Regions from separate parts of the Mus musculus genome. Here region 2 is linked to region 1. A link is a contact called in ENCODE Hi-C or POLR2A ChIA-PET data. All regions are on one chromosome and are shown on one strand. The core of a region is the stretch at or near the end of the contact, and the rest is flanking DNA. Distances in the headings are between cores, read along the strand shown. Region 1 overlaps Gm36535 (a long non-coding RNA gene). Region 2 has its middle 16 kb from the start of Gm29935.

Region 1 (3,146 bases), core at 94-2,593:
TTGTCTACCCTCGATCCAACTTACCATGTGGCCGATGGAGAAGCCTAGAGGAGTATGGAACTCGGGCAGAAGCCAGCTTCTCTCTGTGGATCTGAGCTTCCTGACTATTGATGTCCCCGAGCTTGAGACTCAGTTTCCCCACTTTCAAAGTAGAGACCTCCCGATGACCTAGGAATAACTTCCGTGTACAGAACAGTCGACACTTTATGAGGTGACCCTCACAAGCCACTCAGCACAGCGCCCCACCATGGCAGTTGGGGGACACACACTCTGTAGCATCTATCTCGAATGAGCCCTGTGAACAACCTGGTTCATGATGACAGGATGCAGCCACCATGCGCAGGGTCCCTGAGTGAAGACGTGACAGAGTTGAGCAAAGGGTGTGTCTGGAGCACAGCGGACGCTCTGCGAATGAGCACTAACATCCGTGTCAAGTGTTATTAATTGTTATCAACATCACAGACACTGCTGACATCTGTATTGGGTACCTAACATTCACAGTCTAGGAGAAATGATCTCTGAGTTCCTGACATCTGGGGACTCTGCACATCACAGGGGAGAGGATGCTTCCATTCAAGGGGTTTCCTTCAAGAATAATGAGGCCATCGTTTGATGGGTCAAACACCAGGGACCCTGGTATGTGAGAATCCAGAAAAGAAAAGAATGACCCTTAGGATCAGTGTCTCCCAAGCACGGCCAGGGGTTGACTTACACTGTTGATCTGACGCTCAAATGGAACTGGGTGTCCTGTGTTTCCACTTGCTAGACCATAAAACCACTGGTATCCATGACAACAGCTCCTGTAACTTGAGGAGCCCAGTGACTCCCCAGGCTGCAGAGCTGGCCTGCCAAGGCTCTTGGCCTAGGCCCTGGGCTCAGTCACTTCCTGTGGCTGGCTGTCTTGAGCAGGGCTGGGCTTCTCTGCTCAAGTCGCATTAGGCCAGCTGTCTTGACTCCTGCGTCCTGGTGGATTCTAAAGTCTGTGGACGATTTTGTACAAAACTCAGGAACGTGGACCTTGCTGTGTGCACTTCAGGGTCCCAGGCGAGCCACCTGCTCTGGCACACCGTGGTTGGGTCCCCGGGCCCCGGCTGTGGTTGTAATATGACCCAGTCCAAGGCAGACGGGTGCTGACTTGCAGTGAGCAAAGCAGCCAGGACAGAGCAGCGTGGAGAAGGAAAAGAATCCGAGATGAGGCAAGCCTGGCCTCGGGTGACCTGGCCCGAAGGCGGCCAGCCAAAGCTGGGTGTGGAGACCTTCCTACGCACATCCTAGGCTGGCAGAAGGCTCTTGAGGTCAATGCCAAGGTCAAAAGCAGGCACTGAGTCACCTGGAGATGGGATTCAGGACTCTCTGTCCCAGCCCCAGCCTGGCCTCTTTCTCTGGCTTGTTGCTCTTCTCCTCCCTCTAGGCTGCCTCTGCCGAGAGAGGGTCCCTGAGTGGGTCCCTCCAGCCAATACTCTGGAGGCATCCCACCCTGGACTCGTGCTTTTAAAGCTGGTTTCTCTGAGTTACAGGCCAGAACTGGGTTCCCAAGCCAGGCTCTCATCACAGGAGAGGCATGGCTAGTGACCTTCAACTGTGGACCTTATTCAAACAGTGCACAAAACTCTGATCCTAAGGAGAGGCTCAAGCTGCAGATAAAAACCCCTTCCTTCCTTTTCTTCTCTCACTTCTCTCCCTCTGCCTTTCTCCCCCTGTCTCCCTCTCTTGAGGAAGGAAGGGCTCTTAGGAATGAGACAATTTACAAAAGGTTCTGCACAGCCAAGGCATCTCTAGAGCATTCTCAGGGCTCAGAATGATCGGAGGCAAGGAAGGCAGAGCGCCTGGCCAAAGGCCTGCAGCTCCATACGAGGGCTCTGCCGTGGCTGTGCAGCCTCTAAGGGTTTTGCTCTCCTGGTTTGGTTTGGATTAGATCAGAGGGGCCAGTCTGGGGGCCTAGTTGAATATCCCTGTGCTAGCCCATCCCTGAGAGTGCTGGTGCTGGGACATGGAGAAGAACAAAGTATAAGGACCCATAAGGACCATCCATGGGTGTAAGTAGGAGGTGACGCCCGCTGGGGAAGCCCCGGGGTCGGTGGGAAGGCACAGTATAAATGTGTCCATCATGGGGAGGATACCCCACCACCTTCCAAGCCACTAGAACCAGGAACCCACTATGTTGGAGGAAAGAAACTTTGGAATCTTCTGTGGGTGCAAGGCAGAGTCCTGGTCCCCTTCCTCTACTGATTCAGACTTAGACTCACACTATCTGTCTAGAGATATAACATATCGGCCAGTCTTTAACAGACATTCACGCTGCCCTGGTGTGTAGAAGTGTTTCCAAGCTTCACCTATACTGAGAGAATTGGAGTTCAGAGAAACAGTGAGCCACGTGAGAACACACAGCAGGATTCCCTGGGAACCAGAAGACAGGACAGGCTTGTTCTGGAGTGGATGGATGGATGGATGGATGAGTGGACACAGACAAATGGATAGATGGATAGATAGCTAGATAATAGGTGAAGAGATGGTAGATAGATGATAGATTAGATAGATGACAGATTGATAGAGGGATTCATAGATAGATAATAGATAAATAGATACATTATGATAGATTAGATAAATAGATGGTATGTTGATAGATACATAGATAGATGATTGATAGGTTGATAGATTGATAGGCAAATACATAGGTAGATGATAGAGATAGATGGATGGATAGATAGATAGATAGATAGATAGATAGATAGATAGATAGATGATAGACGATCGACTGATAAACACATAGATGATCAACAGATAAACACATAAATAGATGATAAATAGGTAATAGGTGGGTAGACAGGTTATAGATAGATCGATAGATGGATGGGTGGGTGGGTGGGTGGGTGGGTGGATGGATGGATAGATAGATAGATAGATAGATAGATAGATAGATAGATAGAATAGGTAGATGGATGGATGGATGGATGGATGGGTGGATGGATAGGTGGATGGATAGGTGGGTGAGTGGATGGGTGGGTGGGTGGATAGATGGAATGGATGGATATAGATAGATGGATAGGATAGGATAGATAGATAGATAGATAGATAGATAGATAGATAGAATAGGTAGATGAATGGGTGGATGGATGGATGGATGGATGGATGGATGGATGGATGGA
Region 2 (2,887 bases), core at 161-2,660, 78 kb before region 1:
CAACTGCAAAAGGGCCACGCCTACTCCAACAAGGTCATACTTCCTAATAATGCCACTCCCTGGGCCAAGCAAATTCAATTCACCACACTGGGATTTGCCTGTCTACTGCCATGTGACTTGGGACAACTCTCCCCCTGCCGCCTCCCCCCCCCCACACTCTGCTGTGGGCCCCATCATCTCTAGGACTTAAATTCTAAAACCCCCTAAGAAGGTTCAGGATCAAATAGATGGAAGACTGCAAAGACCAGGGATGGCCCCTTCTACCTAGCTGCTTCCTCTTTATCCCCAGATCTGGAAATCCGTGGCCCCAACTTACATCTTTTGGCTAATTTGGGCCTGACTCTGAGACCAGCTCAGCAGCTCCATAGTTGCCAGTGTTGATGTGAGCTTGCCGAGAGCCACAGCCTGTGTATCTGGATCCCTCTCTGAAATCTCCAATGATCTTCAAGGCTAAGACAGGTGCCTCTCTGAACCTGAGAAGCACCAAGTCTGCAGAGTCTGCCAGGGGCTCTCAAGGTTGCCCTTGGCTGTCCTGTGCCTATCCTAGCCTTGATTTTACCCTGGCCCCAACTGTAGAAGAGTGCTAAAGCCACCTGACCAAGAAGAAGGAGTGTGGGAAAGCAAAGGAAGGCTAGTTTGTTCCCCAAGCCCTCTCTAGGACCGTCTCTACCAACTTCACAATAATGTCCACATAGCCCTGCTCAGCATCTTAGAGCAAGCCCCAGAAGCCACTTCAGTCCCTTTAAGTGATGACACCTGAGGGCCCAGCAACCTCTGCCCTGTCTCACCTGAGAACAGCTCCCAGCCTAGGGTAAGCAACCCCAAGCATCCCTGTAGATGCCACCACCACAGCCACAGAGACACACCAACAAGACCAGTCCACAGCTAGTCTCATTTAACTCTATGTCCTTCTAGAAATTTGACACCACAGCCCCATCCCTGCAGGGGAAGGAGGGGGGGCGGCTCATCTGGGCAGCAGGGCCTCTTCCCGAGCAGAGTTTCAAACCACAATGTCTTTGGCTTCACCACATAAATGGCAAGAGGGATATTCAGGGATGCAGGAGGGAAGCTGGGAAAGGATGGCCTGGCTGCCTGCATCCTGAGACAGGTCACAGCAAAGCAAGCACACAGGAGACTGGGGCAACAGTGTGGGCAGGCTGCCTCCCCACCCACTGAGGTCGTTCCCCCTCCTTGCCCCAGCTCCTTTGCAGCAGCAGGCTGGGAGCCCTGGTGTGCCCGGCGCCCCTGTGATTGGCAGTCTGCAGATGGCGGGATGCCTTGGAATTTATTATCCAAGCATGCCTTTCTGAGGGGGCCTCGCTGCCTGACACTGCTTTATCTGAGGGCTGGGAATGGTTAGCCGATCCCATCTGTTAGCCAAAGAGTGAAACTCAGTGGGTGGGGAAGTGTATGAAGTCATTTAAAAGGAATTTCTCTGATGCTGAGGCCAGGGTGGTAGGTTATCTGCTCTTGGGCCCTCAACTGCCTGACTCTGGGACCCTGGGTCTTGCAGCAGGGTGCATGGGTCTTACAGTGGGTGTATGGGTCTTGTGGCAGGGTGCATGGGTTTTGCAGTGGGGTGCATGGGTCTTGTGGTGGGGTGTATGGGTCTTGCAGCAGGGTGCATGGGTCTTGCAGCAGATTGCATGGGTCTTGTAGCAGGGTTCATGAGTCTTGCAGCAAACTGCATGCGTCTTGCAGTGGGGTGCATGGGTTTTGCAGCAGGGTGCATGAATCTTGCAATGGGGTTCATGGGTCTTGCAGTGGGGTGCATGGGTTTTGCAGCAGGGTGCATGAATCTTGCAATGGGGTTCATGGGTCTTGCAGTGGGGTGCATGGCTCTTGCAGTGGGCTGCATTGCAGTGGGGTGCATGGGTCTTGCAGTGGGGTACATGGGTCTTGCAGCAGGTTGCACAGGCCTTGCAGAAGGTGCATGGGTCTTGTAGCTCATGGATCTTGCAGTGGGATACTTGGCTGACTGTGCCTCCTTGTTCTAAAGCAAACATTGCCAGATCCTTCCCATTCACAAGCAACTGGAAAATCACAATGTTCTTCCTGAACTAAAATTTCTGTTCTCATACCCTCAGTATCTTGGGGACAGATAGGGATACATGCATGACTCTGAGTTAGTACTGAAGTCACTAATGAATCCAGGAGCTGAAAAATAAGCAGAGCAAGCAGATTCTCTCCTAAGGCTGCGGGCCAGCTGGCTTTGCATCCTCCCTCACTCTGACATTGGGAGAGACTTCCAAGACAGGTGTGCCCAGGGGTGACTCTCCGCTGGTCACTGAGGGCTCATGGGTACCTGGGAAGGGCTTGGGGCTGAGGTTTCCAGGGCCTGGGTTTGAGGGTGACTCCTGCTGGATGGTGTAAGGACCATGTAAAGATGTAAAGAGAGAGGCTGGGACAGGAGTTGAGGAGTACACATGCCAGGCAGGGTGTCTCCTCTATGTCTCCATAGGCTCTGCTCCTGCTTCCAGGACTCTGGACCAAAAACATGAATAAATTGAGTGATTAATTGGTACTGCATTGTTTGGTGGATGTTGCCCCTGCTATACAACAGTTTTCACAGTGGTGGTGTTGCTATAGTTACTGCCTCATTTTGTATTTTTACTACAGGGAGAAATAAACCATTATATATACTCAATGGACATTAGACAATGAATGAATGAATGAATGAATGAATATGAAATGAATGAATGAATGTGAAATGAATGAATGAACATACGACCAAGTGAGTTTGAGAGTGAATGACTTAATGGTAAGTACTTGAATTAATGAATGAGTGAGTGAATAAATGAATGGCTAGGGTGTTGAGTGGAGCCAGCAGATGAGCTCAACAGGACGAGGCAAGCAGAAGCCTAGGGCTGAGAGGCCTCTGGAAGCA

The links. Hi-C counts contacts between places; a loop is a spot of excess contacts on that map. ChIA-PET counts read pairs that join two places held with the same protein, here RNA polymerase II (POLR2A).
Region 2: POLR2A ChIA-PET joins it to region 1 with 49 read pairs in Patski. The contact joins two enhancer-like sites. A Hi-C loop is called at or near these places in 1 of 37 maps with a recorded cell type or tissue (heart). POLR2A ChIA-PET finds 5 or more read pairs at or near these places in 1 of 5 experiments (Patski).

The regions. Positions count from the first base shown.
Region 1 is chr5:111,797,893-111,801,038 of GRCm38, reverse strand. It overlaps Gm36535 (a long non-coding RNA gene), which reads right to left. Exons shown (of 2, transcript XR_003955955.1): 2 at 1-168. Among named protein-coding and RNA genes, the nearest start is that of Gm36535, 6.1 kb to the right of the region's middle. Within about 2 kb of position 1,343, at least 1 of the 3 ENCODE cell types and tissues checked has a DNase peak (open chromatin) inside an H3K27ac peak, as active enhancers do; it is heart, where a contact is called at or near this core.
Region 2 is chr5:111,875,779-111,878,665 of GRCm38, reverse strand. No RefSeq gene overlaps it. Among named protein-coding and RNA genes, the nearest start is that of Gm29935, 16 kb to the left of the region's middle. Within about 2 kb of position 1,410, at least 1 of the 3 ENCODE cell types and tissues checked has a DNase peak (open chromatin) inside an H3K27ac peak, as active enhancers do; it is heart, where a contact is called at or near this core.